Linked DNA regions of Mus musculus: region 2 is linked to region 1. Evidence: chromatin loops called from intact Hi-C (ENCODE). Cell type or tissue: gastrocnemius. All regions are shown on one strand.

Evidence for each region. A loop is a pair of places that touch in the nucleus more often than their neighbours do. Peaks named below come from ENCODE experiments on the same cell type or tissue, not always from the same donor. Only the 100,000 strongest peaks of a DNase experiment are listed, where the experiment ranks them.
Region 2: it touches region 1 in a loop (2.2-fold over the local background); 2 of 42 quality-filtered maps call a loop at or near these places.

Annotation. Positions count from the first base shown.
Region 1 is chr10:42,450,615-42,458,614 of GRCm38, reverse strand. Afg1l (AFG1 like ATPase) reads left to right here. Exons shown (of 13, transcript NM_145743.2): 2 at 4,085-4,308. Among named protein-coding and RNA genes, the nearest start is that of Afg1l, 24 kb to the left of the region's middle. In gastrocnemius, a CTCF peak has its summit at 3,733 (motif pointing right); DNase peaks (open chromatin) are centred at 609 and 4,154; H3K27ac peaks cover 3,466 bases.
Region 2 is chr10:42,523,996-42,531,995 of GRCm38, reverse strand. It overlaps Snx3 (sorting nexin 3), which reads right to left. Exons shown (of 4, transcript NM_017472.4): 2 at 5,947-6,042. Among named protein-coding and RNA genes, the nearest start is that of Snx3, 26 kb to the right of the region's middle. In gastrocnemius, no CTCF peak of the experiment used is centred here; no DNase peak of the experiment used is centred here; H3K27ac peaks cover 341 bases.

The sequences.
Region 1 (8,000 bases):
CTTAGAAAGAACAACATGGACGTTTGGGCTTCTAAAATCTTCCATTTTTGTTTGTAGATTAGTCTATGGCACTTCAGAAGGCATTTCTCCACTGTCCATTTGGAGTACAATAAGACAAATTAATACAAATCAAAATAATATGGGAGCAGCATCACATAATTTGTGTATACTGATGTAGTCACAGATTTAATTTAATGCAGCTTTGGAGAAGTCTTTTGTATTTCAATTTATACAGCTGCTCTCCAGGGCTAGGCTGGCCAATCTCAGCCTTGAGCATCTTGCAGAGAGAGTCTCTATTCACGGCTGCTAACTGGCTAAGCAAACGCCTCTTCCTCAGTTCACCTTCAATTTCTTTTTTGAAAAAGGTGTATATAGTACCCAGTAATTGTTGAGAAATAATACAAGCAGTAAAGAATGGTAAGCTTTTCAGAGCTGGGAGCGATGCAGTGCGCTTTGTCTCCAGGCCTTCCTATGCATGACCTTTAGAAGTGAAATATTTTACACACGTAGATGGGAGATAGGAAGCCCAAGTTGTTGCTGCTGAGTTTGGCAGCGGTGAGTCCTGGGGCCTCGTGAGGAGCTGTCTCCTCAAGGCCTGTTATCCTAGGCTGAGCCTGGGCAGGATGTGACCAGTGGCTGGGAAAGGCTCCAGAGGTTGAGCCACGACAGGAAGGGAGGAGGCCGTATGTCCCTCAACAATGGGGCTCAGGATGCTCTGTTGTTAATTTTGATGTTTTTAAAATAGATTAAGAGTTGAGTGGTAGGGAAGAAAAAATTGAGTAGAAAGCCTGGTGTGGCTCATACTGATAGCCCCAGAATCTAGAGGATAGAGAGGAGGGGGATTGTCAGTTAGAGGATGGTCCGGGCTAACAGTGAGACCTGTCTCAAGCAAGCAAAAGACAGAGCAACAAAAAAGCAACAACTCATAGGCAGTGCAGAGGGGACGCTGATGAGATAGTACAGCAGTTGTCAGTGAGAAACAAGATATTTAAAGAGGTCACAAAAGATTGAAAAGTATCCAGGGGGTGTGGTGGTGTGCACTTTGATCCAGCACTAGGGAGGCAGAGGCAGAGAGAGGCAGAGACAGAGGCAGAGAGGCAGAGAGGCAGAGAGGCAGAGAGGCAGAGAGGCAGAGGAGAGAGGCAGAGGCAGAGAGAGGCAGAGAGAGGCAGAGGCAGAGGCAGAGACAGAGGCAGAGAGGCAGAGAGGCAGAGGAGAGAGGCAGAGGAGAGGCAGAGAGAGGCAGAGGCAGAGACAGAGGCAGAGAGGCAGAGAGGCAGAGGAGAGGCAGAGAGGCAGAGGAGAGAGGCAGAGGAGAGGCAGAGAGGCAGAGAGGCAGAGAGGCAGAGGAGGCAGAGAGGCAGAGAGAGAGGCAGAGAGGCAGAGAGGCAGAGGAGAGAGGCAGAGGCAGAGAGAGGCAGAGAGGCAGAGGTAGAGGAGGCAGAGGCAGAGGCAGAGGCAGAGGCAGAGGCAGAGGCAGAGGCAGAGGCAGAGGCAGAGGCAGAGGCAGAGGCAGAGGCAGAGGAGGCAGGCGGTTTCTGAGTTCACAGCCACCCTGATCCAGAGTTAGTTCCAGGCTCATGTGTGGAGGTCAGAGGACAGCCTGTGAAAGTGGGTTCCCCCTCTCTGTGTCTGCTATGCAGTTCTAGGGATTAGAAACACATCATCAGGGTGAGTGCTTTTGCTGAGTGAGCCATCTTGCTGGCCCAGCCTAAGGTTTTCATGGTGATTGTCATAGCCTGCTGCCTAGCTGTACCAGAATTTCCGATTGGATGAAGGGAAGTGGATATTCAGTGAAACTACATTGTTTACAGAGCTTTGCTCTTTACTTTTTTTGGGTGTGATGATGCTACAACCCCCGCCCCGCCCTCTCCCCTGCCTCCAGTAACTGTCTAAAGCAGTCTTGGAAACAGTCGATTGCTATCTCCATCCTTCTGTGTTAACCTTTACATGCTGTTTGTACTTAATGTGATCCCAGAAGGTGGGAACGTGGCCAGGGGGCTGCTGGGAAATGCGAGCTATGTGGGTAGGTGTGCTCCTCTCTTCCCACTTTGCTTTAACCAATTGAGGATTTTAAATTTTATTCATGGTTATGTATGTGTATGATGTGCATGTGTGAGTACATGTCACTGCCTGTATGTGAAGGTCAGAGGTCAGCCCACCTTCTACCTGTATGAGGGTTCTAGGGATCAAACTCAGGGCATCGGCTTGTAAGGGAAGTGCCTTAACCTCTTAAGTCTTCTCACTGGGCCTAAAATGAATGAAAGATTTCTGTATGTACAAAAAAATCCCTCATTAAACAGGATGTCAAAGCTTATAGCAGGGTGCTTTTGGCTTTGTTTCTGGTTTCTTCAGCACGCTATGAAACTAACCTCTGCCCAGCTCACTGGAATGTGGACTGAATTTCTTGGCATGCTGTGTTACTTGAGTCTAGAATTGCAAAGAAAGCCAATTAAGGCCATTGGATAGGCTGCAGTTTTGTCTGTTGATGTAAACAGTTGGACTCACATTCGGGTTGGTGGAAGGTATCCTAGGGGACCCCGACAAACCTACACAGGAGATAATGAGCATCCAAGCGAGGGTGGGGTGCCGTGGGATGAAAGGAACCAGGGAATGGGCATAGCACTGAGTCAGGAGAGGGGTTTGTAGGAAAGAGGGAAGGAAAGTAGTATTGCTTTGAGCTTTCCTGATTTGGTTAAACTCCAGAAAGTTAAGAGACTGAAAAGAGCATTCTCCTCTGATTGTGAGACTCTGAATTCTCTGTCTTTCGAGACAGGGTCTCTCTGTGTAGCCCTGGCTGTCCTGAGACTCACTCTGTAGACCAGGCTGGTCTTGAACTGCCTGCCTCTGCCTCCCAAGTGCTGGGACTAAAGGCGTGTGCCGCTACCACCCGGCTTCTGAGATCTTTCAGCATCAGGTGTAAGAACAAGAACCAATTCAGTGCTGACACTGCACGAGGAATGGAGAGCACAGCCCAGCGCCACTGTGCGGCTCCGCTTCCTATGCCAGCTGCAAATGAGATGGCCCACTTGCCCACATCTCTGCCCAGCAGGCTCTGGGTCCAGGGACTTCCATTCCTCCCCTACCTCAGTTTTGGTAATTATCTAGAATGGCTCACATAACTCAGGTTTATGACTCGTTTATTATAAAGGTCCAGCCGTGGGGCAGGAAAACTGAGAGAGCACATGAGGCAGGCACACCTCGCTCTCAGTACATCGCTGTGTTCACTGACGTGGAGGCTCTCAGATCTCCACATAAGAGTAACCTGAAGTTCAACCTCAGGTCCTCCTGCCTGCCCCAGAGTTCTGTGCATGGGCTGGAAAATTCAGTCTTCTGCTTGCTCTATCTTTTTGGCAAATGTCTCCATTTTGAAGCTATCCAAGTCAGACAGGGGTCATTATGAATAACAAAAGATGAACCACTCAGGGAATTATTATTATTTTTTTTGTAAAAGATTCCATTAAAATACGAAGTTTAATTTATTTTCATTTACGTGTATTTATGGATGCTTGCTTTACTTTATAAACCATGTGTGTGACAGAGGATGTTGGATTCCCTGATTTACAGATTGTTGTGAGTTGCCTGATGTGGATGCTGGGAGCTGACCCTCTGGAAGAGAAGTTACTTCTCTGAACTGCTGAGCGACTTCTCCTGCTCCCTTTAAAATTTTAGAAAAATGATGACTATATGTGTATAACTGTGTGTGGGTTGAGTCACTTGCGTGCAGAACCTTCAGAGGCCAGAAGAGGGCGTCAGACTTTTTTTTTTTCTGGAGATAGAGTTAAGAGTTGTGAGGCATTCACTCTACGTGGGTGCTGGGAACTGAGCTTTGCTTTGCAATCTTACTACCAAGTCCTTACTCTCCAGCCCTTCTCATGGAATTCTGAGTCGACCCTTTTTAGCAACGCTTAATAAGAACCAGGGATGAGGACCAAATAGCTTGTCGTCCACCTACTTGAGAGATAAAGGCAGGAGCGTCTGCAGGTCAAAGCTGTCCTCAGCTATGTAGGGAGGTCAGCTGCTATTCCAAGACCTGTCTAAATGAGCGAATGAAGTCTAAAATCTTGCATGTTTTTGTTTATAGCCTACACAGTCCAGACATCCGAGGGTGTACGCCCAACAGCCGCTTCTGAGGCCCGTTTGAAAGCCTTGGCTGTTTGCCACGGGCCTCTGGACCACTACGACTTTCTGATCAAATCTCAGGAGCTGAGGGAGGATGAACATCAAAGAAGAGTCGTTCAGTGTTTGCAGAAGTTACAGGAGGACCTTAAAGGATACAGCATAGAGGAAGGAGGGCTCTTTTCAAAGGTGAGGTGATTGCATTTTCTAAAATAGATTCGGTGCGGGGGAGGGGGGGGGCAGCCCTGAAACCACATGAAGGTTTTCCACAGGCTCCGCTCTTTTTGATGTTCCTTAGTGGTCTCTTACCTTCACCTGTCCAAATCGCTTCATAATCATTAGATCCTGTATCCCTGGCTAAGTTAAGCCTCTATGCGACCCCCTTTATCCTGGTCCTCAAGCCTCATCTTGGAAGGTGGGGGGTGGGGTGGGGGTGGAGAGGTGGTGTGTGTGTGTGTGTGTGTGTGTGTGTGTGTGTGTGTACCACTTCCCTCCTCCTTTGCTTTGCTATACTTCTGTGGGTCAGAAGGAAGGAGAAAGTGTGGTTGAACAGAAGGTGGGTCAGGTAGCTCTTAGTTAAGGGGCAACTTGGTGGGTTGTGAAAGCCTCCTGGGGACTTTTGTGGTGTCCCATTGTTTGACTGTCTTCTTGTGGCTGGGAAAACACCTCCCACCCCTGCCTCCTGCTGAGACCTCCTGATGCTGCACTCAGCTATTTTTGGTCCTTTCTGGATGCTCTCTCTGGATCACTCTTCCTGGTCCACTGAGGCCATGGGGAACATAAGATTTTGTTCCACAACCCTGTTGCCTAGAGTGCTTTAGTTACCCTGGATTTCTTCTTTCCTCCTCTTCCACCTTTTTCTTAAAAAAGAAAATAAATTATACACGTGCAAGTCATTTATCTGCAACAGGGTTGTCGCGCACCGCATGCCTGGGGTCAGAAGAGGGCTTCAGGTTCCCAACAGTCGGGGTTACAGATGGTTGTAAGCAGCTGTGTGGGTGCTGGGAACTGAACCAGGGTCCTCTGTAAGAGTGGCCAGTGCTCTTAACCACTAAGCCACCTTTCTAGTCCCCAGCCTTGACTTCTATGGGCAAGAAGTAGGCACCAGATTGATTTTGTCCTGTATACCCTTATATTTCTGAGGATTCATGTCAGGCTCATCCACAGCTCTAACATACCCTGCTGTGGTAGCTGCCTGTGACATTCCTCATTCACCCAGGGAGGGAGATCTCCTCTTAAGTCAACCCTAACCTTCGGATGCTTCTCTTCCCACCCTTCCCTGCACTTACCGGCCACCAACTTTCTGCCTTGATCACTCTTACCAATTCCCCTTTTGCCTTTTTTATTTCTTCTTAATCAATTGGTCGATTAATTAATAGGATCTTGCTGTGTAGACCCTGCTGCCTTCAAACTCTTTCTCAGGTTTTTTTTCCTTCTGGTGGTACTGGGGATTAAGTTTGGGACTTCACACATGTGCGATAGGCACTCTAATCAGTGAGTACAAGGCACGCACCACCGAGCCAGGGCTGCCTACTTTTTTTCTTTTTAACTACACATGGATGTGAGCTTCTGGGGGTGGGTGGAGCACTTGCCTCCTGTTTCCCTCTGCTTTGAGCTTTAGCTGAAATTCTGCTCAGTAAGAAAACCCATACCTCATCCAGCTATAGCTGGCTGTAGAGGTCAGCATCATCAGAGGAAGTCACTTCAGTGTAACAGGAGCTGGACACTTGAGACACGAGTTTTTCCTTAATCGACTGGCCACCATTCTGCTGCTTCCCACAACCCAACCATTCCTTCACTGTAAGGGCTTTAGGGAAGGAGGCACCGTGTGATACATAGTATTAATAGTTTATTTAAAACTCTGATGGGAAACCTAAGGTAGCTCAGAGGTTAAGAGCACTGGCTCCTCTTCCAGAGGACCTGGGTTCAATTCCCAACACCCACATGGCAGCTCACAACTGTCTGTAACTACGTGCAATAAAAATAAGTAAATCATTAAAAAGAAAAAGAAGAGGCTAGAGAGATGGCTCAGCGGTTAAGAGCACTGACTGCTCTTCCAGAGGCCCTGAGTTCAATGCCCAGCAACCACAGAGGATCTGATGCCCTCTTCTGGAGTGTCTGAAGACAGCTACAGTGTACATAAAATACATAAATAAATCATAAAACAAACAAACAAACAAAAAACCCCCCAAAAAACCCCCCAAACCCATAAAAAACCCAAAAAAAACCCCTCTGATGAGGGGCTGGAGAGATGGCTCAGTGGTTACGAGCACGTGCTGCTCTTCCAGAGGACCCATGTAGGGGCTTACAACCACCTGGAACTCCAGCTCTAGGGAATCTCATGCCCTTTTCTGGCTGGTGGGCACCTCTTACACCTGGAGTGCATTCATGCAGACACATCCTGCAAATTAAAAAAAAAAAAAAGCCCCAAACAACAACACAAACTTAAAAGAGAAAATTTCAACGAAAGTAATTTGATTATTATTTGTTTACTTAAATTGAATATTCTTATTTTTGAAGATATGGTCTTACTCTGTAGCCCTGGCTGTCCTCACACTTAGAAAGGTTTGCCTGCTTCTGCCTCCTAAGTTAATCAAAGCTGTGCAACATCACACCCAGCCAGTAATTTTATTTTTTAAAATGCTCTTGAAAGATTTGGGACACTAGATCTGTGATAGACTCTTGCCTAGCATGATGGTGACCCTGGCTTTTATTTCTAGTCTGGTAAATATATGAACAAGTAAAACCCCCACAAATAAAAAAAAATCACTTCTGAGTATTAAAATTCTCTTATGCTGGCATACTGGCACACCTTTAATCCCAGCACTCAGGATGTAGAGGCAGGTGGATCTCTGTGAGTTAGAGGCCAGCATAGTCTACATAGTAAGTTTCAGGACAGCCAGAGCTATGTAGTGAGACCCTGTCTTGCAAAACAAAAAACAAAAAACAAAAACAAAAACAAAAAAAAACCCAAGAAAAACAGTTTTACTTTTAAAAGTATTTTTATTTTGCTATGTGTATGGCTGTTTTGCCTGCGTGTACGTCTGTGCACCACATGCGTGGAGTGTCCTCGGAGGCAAGAAGAAGGTGTCCAGTCCCCTGGAACTGCAGTCACTGATGGAGATGAACCACCACGTGGCTGCTGGGAACCGAACCAGGGTCTTCTAGAACAGCTCATGCTCGTAGCCACTCAGCCATCTTTCCAGCCCCAAAGTCTTGCTTCTTATATAAATAAAAAGGCTTCCATTGTGTTCATATATTTTGATTGAAAGGAATAATGATCTTCTGGGTTGCGATGAGAGAGAGAGATTGAAAAATAAGATCACATGGGGAAATACAAGGCCATGCATTCCCACTGTAACCAGGCTTGCCGTGCCTTGGCCGCAGTCCACTTAATCCATGTCTTCAACATTTTAGGCTTCTACAACAAATACCTTTAGCTGGGAGAGCGTAAAGACAGGACATCCCTTCTTGTAGTTGAGAAGCTGTAAGTTCATAATGAAAGTGCTGGCAGATTGGTGACTGGCGAAGACCTGCCGACTGCTTCTGGATTGCCGTCTGACGTGTTCTCAGTGGTGGAAGGGTGACTGAATCCCTTGGTCCTCTTTTATAAGGACACGTTGAGCCCATTCTTGATGAGCTATGGCTGTGGTTTGCTGGGACTTTGGAAAGTGGGGGTGCTTTTGAGAGGTAGGACTGGTGAGGTCCTTTGCGCCCCCACCCCCAGGTGCTTCCCTTGGGAAGGGTTAAGGCTGCTCTCCCCAGAGTTATAAGGGCAAGCTTGATGTCTGTCTGTCTGTCTGATATGTAGCTGCAGCTGGAGTTTGCCTATTGGCTATGGCTAGCAAGCCCAGGGACAGTCCTTTTTCCACGTCTCCTGC
Region 2 (8,000 bases), 73 kb before region 1:
CAAAAAATACCCTCACAAGGACAGCCATTTTACCTACAAACTTGTTTAAATACACAACTGAAAAGAAAACACAGAAGGCAGAGTATAGTTCAGTGTTAGAGTTCTTGCCTAGCAAGAGTGAGGCCCAGGTTTAATTCTCAGCACTGTAAAAACCAAATCAAAGGAACAAAGGAACAAACAAAAAAGGCATGGCTCTGGAGCCAGATGGCCAGCTGTGGATGTGGAGAAGTCCAAGAAGACCAAGGCTCTTCAAGGTGGTGTCCACAGGTTTCTTCTTGAATTTATCAAACAACTATACAAAGACAACAACATCCTGTCATTTGGGACTGAGACAAAGGTTCCTGAGCCTCTCAACACATCTAATACTCCGTGGGAAAGATGATGCTTCAGCGCTGACCAAACTCAAGCCCCAGCTAAAGAACACAATGTTCTTTCTGTACAGTGTAGCTGTTGTCAAGAATCCCTTCACCCAAGGAGGGCTGCCCGTTCTCACTTGCGTGTGAAGGATCCCATCCTAGGCACTGTGGCCATCTTCTCACAAGCCATCAACTTTCCCCCAAACTTCCTTTTCTACTCTTTCTCCAAAAACTATCATTTCTTCTTTCCCACTCTCAGAAGTCCCCAGTCCTTCCCACTGAATGGACTCACGGACTCAGCTTTCCCTTCTGGGACTTTCTAAGACATTTGGTTCCTCTAGCCAGCACCTACCTACCTACACAATTCAGTTCCTTTGTCCATCCTGGAGTCTCACACCCGAGCTGTGCTTCCTCCTTCACCCAGGGCCTTGCCAATGTTAGGCAAGCAAGGAAACTGATGTAGAAAATCAAGAACTCAAGGCCAGCCTCAGCGACAACAGGGGGATTGAGGTTAGCATGGGACCCGGTCTTAAAACAAACACTACCAAAATACAACTGTTGCCATGGTTCTAGGGGCTGTAACCCTAAGCAGCACCCCACCTAAGGAGCTGCAGCCCCAGACCAGGAGCTCAGCTCTATGACCCTGGTCCTTTTAGTCGGGTCCTTCCTGTGCAGCTCTGGGAACTTATGCTCCCTGCCTCTGGCTCTGGAGTGACGACAGCATTGTAGACATGTGCTCTGCCGCAGGCTCTGTTTCTTTACAAATTTACCCTAAACTAGTAACTCACTGAAGTTAAAAATGGAAGGACCAGATCAACTGCACACAGACAAGAGGGGGGCAACAGAAAACAGCAGCAAGGAAATGAACAGGAAACCGAGCAGATGCTCAAGACACACTCTGCAATCCCTTCCTTCCTAGATCTGCTCTTCGATGATTTAAAGGACTTACTTCCAGAAGTCTCTGTTAGAACCAACACATCTCTTTCCCACATTGTCAATGTGTCAAATTAAGTGTTAAAACCTGCACAGAGAAAGGACCCTGTCCCACAGTTCTAACAGCGCCTACATGGAGGGAAGATACACATACAAAATGGTCTATTAAGGAAAAAAAAAGGCTGGGAGGTGTGTGTGTGTGGGGGGGGTGGGGGTGACACACACCTTTAACCCCAGCACTAGGGAGACAGAGTCAGTCCAGGTCTCTGTCGTTTGAGGCCAGCCTGGTCTACATAGTGAGTTTCAGGACAGTCAAGACTACACAGAGAAACCCTGTCTCAGAAAAATCAAAAAAGGTGGAGATATGCTCAGCAGGTAAAAGCACGGAGCACTGGCTGCTCCTACAGAGGACCCAGGTTTAACTCCCAGAAGGCAAATGGCAGCTCACAACTCTGCAGCTCCATTTCTCAGACTTGGGCCTTCCCTGGCATACAAATAAAATGTAAGATCACAACAAAATAGCCCACCCCAACCAAAAACAATAGAGCAGTGTACTAAAGAATCACCTTTAATTCAAGAGAAAGATGCGTAAGATGCTGTGCTGTATTTTCAAGGTTTCATGTAGCCCAGGCTATCCTTGAGTTTATGACCACTCCCCCAACCCTGCTTCCACCTGGGATTATAAGCTTTGGTCACCACGTAGACATTTTTGTTTCCTGTAGATATATATTCTTCCTAACAATGTTCAAAATAGTAAGTAGAATGGACCTTATAATTAGCAGGCCAGATACCTATAGAAGTCATGAATGGCTTATCTAGCAAAGATCCTCTTAAGCATCAAATAAATTAAGAAAACGTTGCTACATTTGCTGACTTATTTGTGCATGTGTGTGCTTAAGTGTGTAGCACATGTATGTGCACACTCCTAAAGGTGCGCGTGTGGATGACTCACAGGAGTCAGATCTTTGCTTCCCTTGTGTGAGCTCAGGTCATCAGGCAAGTGCCTTTATCTGCTGAGCATCTATCTCAGCAGCGTCATAGCCAACAATCTTTAAGTAGAACGAAAAGATTTAATTAGAATGCCTTTACTTCAGCTCAGATGGCCTCAATCATTCCGTGGCTAAGGATGACCTTATGCTTCTGGCCCCCCTACTGGGACTACCTGCAGGTGCCATCACGCTGGGTTTGTGTAGTGCAGGGATCTGAACTCAGGGCTCTGTGCATCAGAGGCAAGCACTCTACTGACTGCTGCATATATTCAAAGTTAATCAGAATTCTTTTTATCAATCTGCAGCCAGGAGTAGTAGGGCACACTCGTAATTTCAACATGTAGAAGCAGGAGGAAAAGACCTCAAGGTTATCTTTGGTTACACGGAGTTTGAGGGCAGTCTAGACTGTGTGAGACCCTGTCTAGAACACTAACACTTCTTGTATTTGTTTCTGTATGTGGGTTAAAAGGAAGATGTCTGCTAAATATACTGTTGAAAGCTAAAGAATCAAACCATGATGACAGATATTGAATGTCAGTTTCTAGCATAGGCCTTCGAGAAAAACAAATAACAGAAGGACCCACGTATGTTGCTCTTCGAAATGATGTGAGTAAGATTTCCAAACAGGCTGGACTCCCAAGATGCTTGCATAGTCCATGAGTACAAAGTAGAATGGCCCACAAAGACTGCAGAGCAGATAGATAGATGGTAAGGAACCTGGAGTTACTGTTTTACACTTTAGACAGTACAACATAATAAAAAGGCAGCCCAACTAAACAGACAAAATATCTCAGTCCACTTTTCTCCAAAGAGCACAGACTCAAGGAGTAAATGAAAAAAAGGTCAGCAGCAACACTGGCCACCAAATGGACACCAAAAGCCCAGTGATCCACTCACTCCCTACGCGACCAACACGGCTAAGAGTGATAAGCAGCACCGGAGAGCCGTGGGTTGCTCACACTGAGGGCAGGAAGGAGAATGAAATGCTGCACATACGGTACAATGGCACGGGAGCTGAAAGACAAACCTGGCTGGGCTACAAGGTGAGTTGGATGCTAGTCTGGGCAGCTTTCAACTTTCAAAAGAGAGCAGGCGTAGTTATGGGCTGGCAAGATGGATCAGGGGGTAAAGGCACGTCTGCCAAGCCTCATTTGATTACCTCCAGTGTAAAAAGAGAACTCACTCCTGAGAGCTGTCCTGGCTGTGACACTCATGACTGCAGGCACACATGCACATACCCAAATGTAATAACAAAATCTTAAGTTATGTAATTCAGCAACATAATCGTAGGTGGTTAGTCAAGAACAGTAGCAACCTAAGCATCTATCGAATGATGAATCGCTAGAGATCGGTACCTATCTTTGTGGATGGGCATTCTTCTAACGCGTGAGTCCCTGGGTTTCATTCCTAAGATGGCAAATGAAGAAAGATAATAAGAGCTGGAAAGATAGCTTGCTGGCTAAGAGCACTGACTGCTCTTCAAGAGAACCCAGGTTCCATTTCCAGAACACACATGGCAGCTCACACTGTCTGTAATGCCAGTTTCAGGACAGCTGACACCTTCTGGTCTCTCTGCACACACAGAGCACAGACAGACAGACAGACAGATATACAGGCAAACACCCACACACATAAAATGATAAATAAATCTTTTAAAAAAGGAAAACTATTGGGCAAATAAAAAAATGGTCTTTCTATACAACAGGCTATTATTTTGCAATAAAAATCAATAATGGGCCAGGGAGATGGCTCGACAGTTAAAAGCCCTTGCAGTTTTTACAGAGAACCCAGGTTCTGTTCCCACCATATACACAGCAGCTCACAACCATCTGTAACTCCAGTCCAGCGGATCTGATGCCCTACTCTGGTCTCCTCAAGTACCTGATAAGCCTTCATATGAGGCAAAATAATAAGCACACAAAATGAAATCTTTTAACAAGTGTGACATGTGCTACAATAGGATAAAACCTCGAGAACATGCAAACTGAGAGAAGCAGCATACAACACTAGGTATTCTGTGCTGCCATAAGGCCATAAAGTGCATACACGGTTGACAAGGATGGAGAGGAGAAGCTGAGAAGAGACTGGCCATCACTACCTAGAGACAGACACAGGAGTCCTTTTTACTCTTTCTCTCCCTTCCTCTTTCTCCCTTCTTTTCTCTAGAGATGGTCTTGTCATGCTGCTCTAGCTGGCCTGGGACTGTAAACCTACAAGGTCATGAACTTTCAGCAACCCTGCCTCTGTTGCCCGAGTGCTGGGACTACTCACAGGTAGGTAGGTTCCAGCGGGCTGAGCAAGCTTCTTTTAAAAGGATAATTGATGATAATGAGTTCCTACACTGTGGTTATGGGCTGTGTAATTCTGAACATCTTAGGTGAATTATATCACTAACTGTAAAGCACACAATTTATCTCTTGATAAAGCAGTTGCTGGGGGGGGGGAAAGTATATAATCAGCAACATTTATTAAACATTCCAGGAGCTGGAGAGATGACTCGGTGGTCAGGAACACTGGATGCTCTTCCAGGACCCCGTTTTAACTCCTAGCACACACATGCAGCTCACAACTGTGTGTAACTCCAGTTCTAAGAGGATCCAGCACCCTCATGCATACATACTTGTAGGCAAAACACCCATGGACTTAAAATAAAAATAAATAAATCATTTAAAAACATTCCAGTGTGCATATAAGCAATGTTTGGGGGAAAAAATGCAGCCTACCAAAATACTTCTTCATGGTCATTAAAATTTTTATTTTCCTAAATTGTTCAATTTGCCTTATTTTTTATCATATACATACATATGAATGTACATACATTTGATTTTTGAGATAGGGTTTCTCTTTGTAGCCCTAGCTGTCCTGAAACTGACTAGCCTGAACTCAGAGATCCTCCTGCCTCTGTCTCCTAGGATTGAAGGCGTGGGCCACCATGCCTGGCTTTATGTTTTTTATTTCCTACTTGTTTTAGACAGTTAGATCTTCTATCTACAATTACCAGCAGCCGTATATTGTAGTCCTTAATACTCTCCAGATTTTCCAAAGTCTTTAACTGAATTCACCTGTCCACTGATTTCTATGTGGTTTGGTACATGCTAAACATGCACTTTGCCACTGAGATGCACCCCTGGTCTCTACTCATGATATCTGTGTTATAAACTATGCTCCTATAAAAACCTGGGTTTAGCTTTTAAACTCCTCACACTCTGCTAAGTCTGTGTGCACAGCCCCAAAACAATATCATATATAAGACTTCTCAGGTGTGTCTCCTATGCCCACACAAGCTCATCTCAAGAATATCCATCTACCAGACAATAAGATCATCATTTTTATGAAACTTCTACATACGTGTGAGATAATAAAATATGCAGACTATGAGTTAAACAAAATTGGAAAATTATACTGCCCTTGAGGATGAGGAAGGACTGAGAAGGGCTATTACAACGTCAAGCTGCAAAGGCCCAGTTGCACTACTGAGCAGAAAAAAGAGCTCTGAACAGTGAGGACGACTGTCCTCTACTCAGGTACAGCCTGAGATGGACCCTTCACATAAGTCCTGCACCGGCTTTCACCCACATTCTGGAGCTCTTAAGTTAGAACTGGCACATTTTGCTTTAAAGTTACATGGTAAGTCAGAAAAGCATAGCTCCACTGTAAATAAGTCTTACCTTGCTCTCTCTTTCTAGTTCACTTCGAAGCCACTCAAAGTCACTGTATCTTCTTCTAACAGTAGATTCCTTCAGCTTGAAGATAGGAAGATTTGTCTGAAAGCAAAACAGTCACTCCTAAGTTGAAGAACATTAAGACATTCAGAAAGGGAGGGAAATGTCTGGCACACTGATAAGGTGACAAACATGGTTACCATACAAACACTGTAACATTATTAAGCACAATGCCCAGGCTAAGCCTTGACTACCCCTCACTATGTAGACTAGGCAGGCCTTGAACTTGCTATCATCCTGTCCTGGCCAGTTAACTCTTCTTTTGGCAATGCTGGGCCGGAGCAGCGGCTCCTCACACCAACCTGAGTCTCATCTCCAGTTCAAAAATGTAACTGTTTTGTTTTCTCCTTTGAAATTCACTTCTCTTGAATGTGGGTGAGAGGGTGTCTGGGTGTGCACGTGGAGGTCTGAGCACAACCTTGTGGGTTAGTTCTTTCCTTCTACCATGTTTTGAAGTAGGGTGTCTTGTTTTAGCTGCTAATCTGTGTATTCTCGTGTGTCTGGCCTGCCAGCTCTGAGCGAGTCATCCTGCTGTCGGAAAGCTGGGGTTACAGAAGCCTGCCACCATGTCATCCAGCTTTCCAGCAGGGGTTCTAAGAGGCTGAACATGCATGGCAAGCACTGTCATTTGCTGAGCATCTCCCTAGACCCTAAATGGTACCCTTAATTTACAACCTTAGGGTACCCAAAAGGTCAGGGAGTGTTAGAATTTATTTATCACTAGGAGAAAATTAGGAGTCATATAAAACAAAACAGACCCTAACATAAAGGGTAACTAAGGGGCTGGAGAGAGCAAGAATCCTTCTGCAGGATCAAGTGCAGCCCTCCACACCCATGCTGGTGGCTCACAACCACTTGTAACGGGTTCCGAGAGATCCAGTACCTTCTCTGGTCTCTGGCTACTGTACTCATGGGCACATGCCCATAGTCTTTAAACGATGCAGAGCTTTACAGGGGAGGGCATTTTAAGAACTGAGACCATGATGCTGAGTATTCGGAGGTTAGTCATAATGCAACACAATTTTTGGACTAAAGACTACTTGTTGCTATTTCTGCCAACTTTGGGGGAGTGGGTGGGCATGGAGGGAGGCTGAAACAAGGCCTCTCTATATAGCCCTGGCTATCCTGGAACTCACTATGCAGACCAGGTTGACTCTGAACTCACAGGTATCTTCCATCTCTGCCTCCTAATAGCACTGAGATTAAAGATGTGCACCCCCAGCATTCCTGATCCAGTAACAAGAGGGTCCCGATGGCCAGGGCAGGTAAAGGTGCACTTTCTATCAAGCAAAAATCCAATGCCAGAAACTCATGCGATCCAAGGCGGGGAGCTAACTACTGCAAGCTGTCCTGACTTCCACATGGGTACTGTGGCATGTGCACGTGTTCACATACAAATAAACAAATGTTAAGGAACATTCAAATAAGAATTGGCTGGGGGGCGAGGTGCAGCTTAGTAGTAAAGTGCTTAACTGGAAAGCCGAGGTCCTGGATTCAATCCCTAGCTGAGAAAAAAACAAAACCACAAGTCCATTTTTATCATTAGCCAAAAAAATATTTTAATATGCATGTAAGAATTATAATCCTTGTACTCTGGAGGCAAAGTGGGATATCAAGTGCAAAGTCCCTGTTACAAAGTTTACCGTAGAGCTCAGAAATTACTTCATGCAGCAAATGCCAAGCTCTATTAAAGTTCTACTTAATTCTACCGACTCTCTTGGGTCAATTTTATTCTTAATTCAGTATTGCACTTGGAAACTGAAAACTGTTTTATAGCTGAGAATCAAAAAAACCCTGAGGCACCTGGAGGTGAGCACTTCCTGCTGTGTAGACCAAGGCACCGACCTTGCTGTGGCGTCCATTGCTTCGAGCACTCTGCTCACTAGCTAAGTTTAATGCCGTCAGTAAACAGAAGAATGCCTTCTATTCATCAGGACCTTGAGTTCAGTTTGTAGTGGTGTCAATTTTTTCCAAAGTGTATTCCCTTCTATGTTGTACAG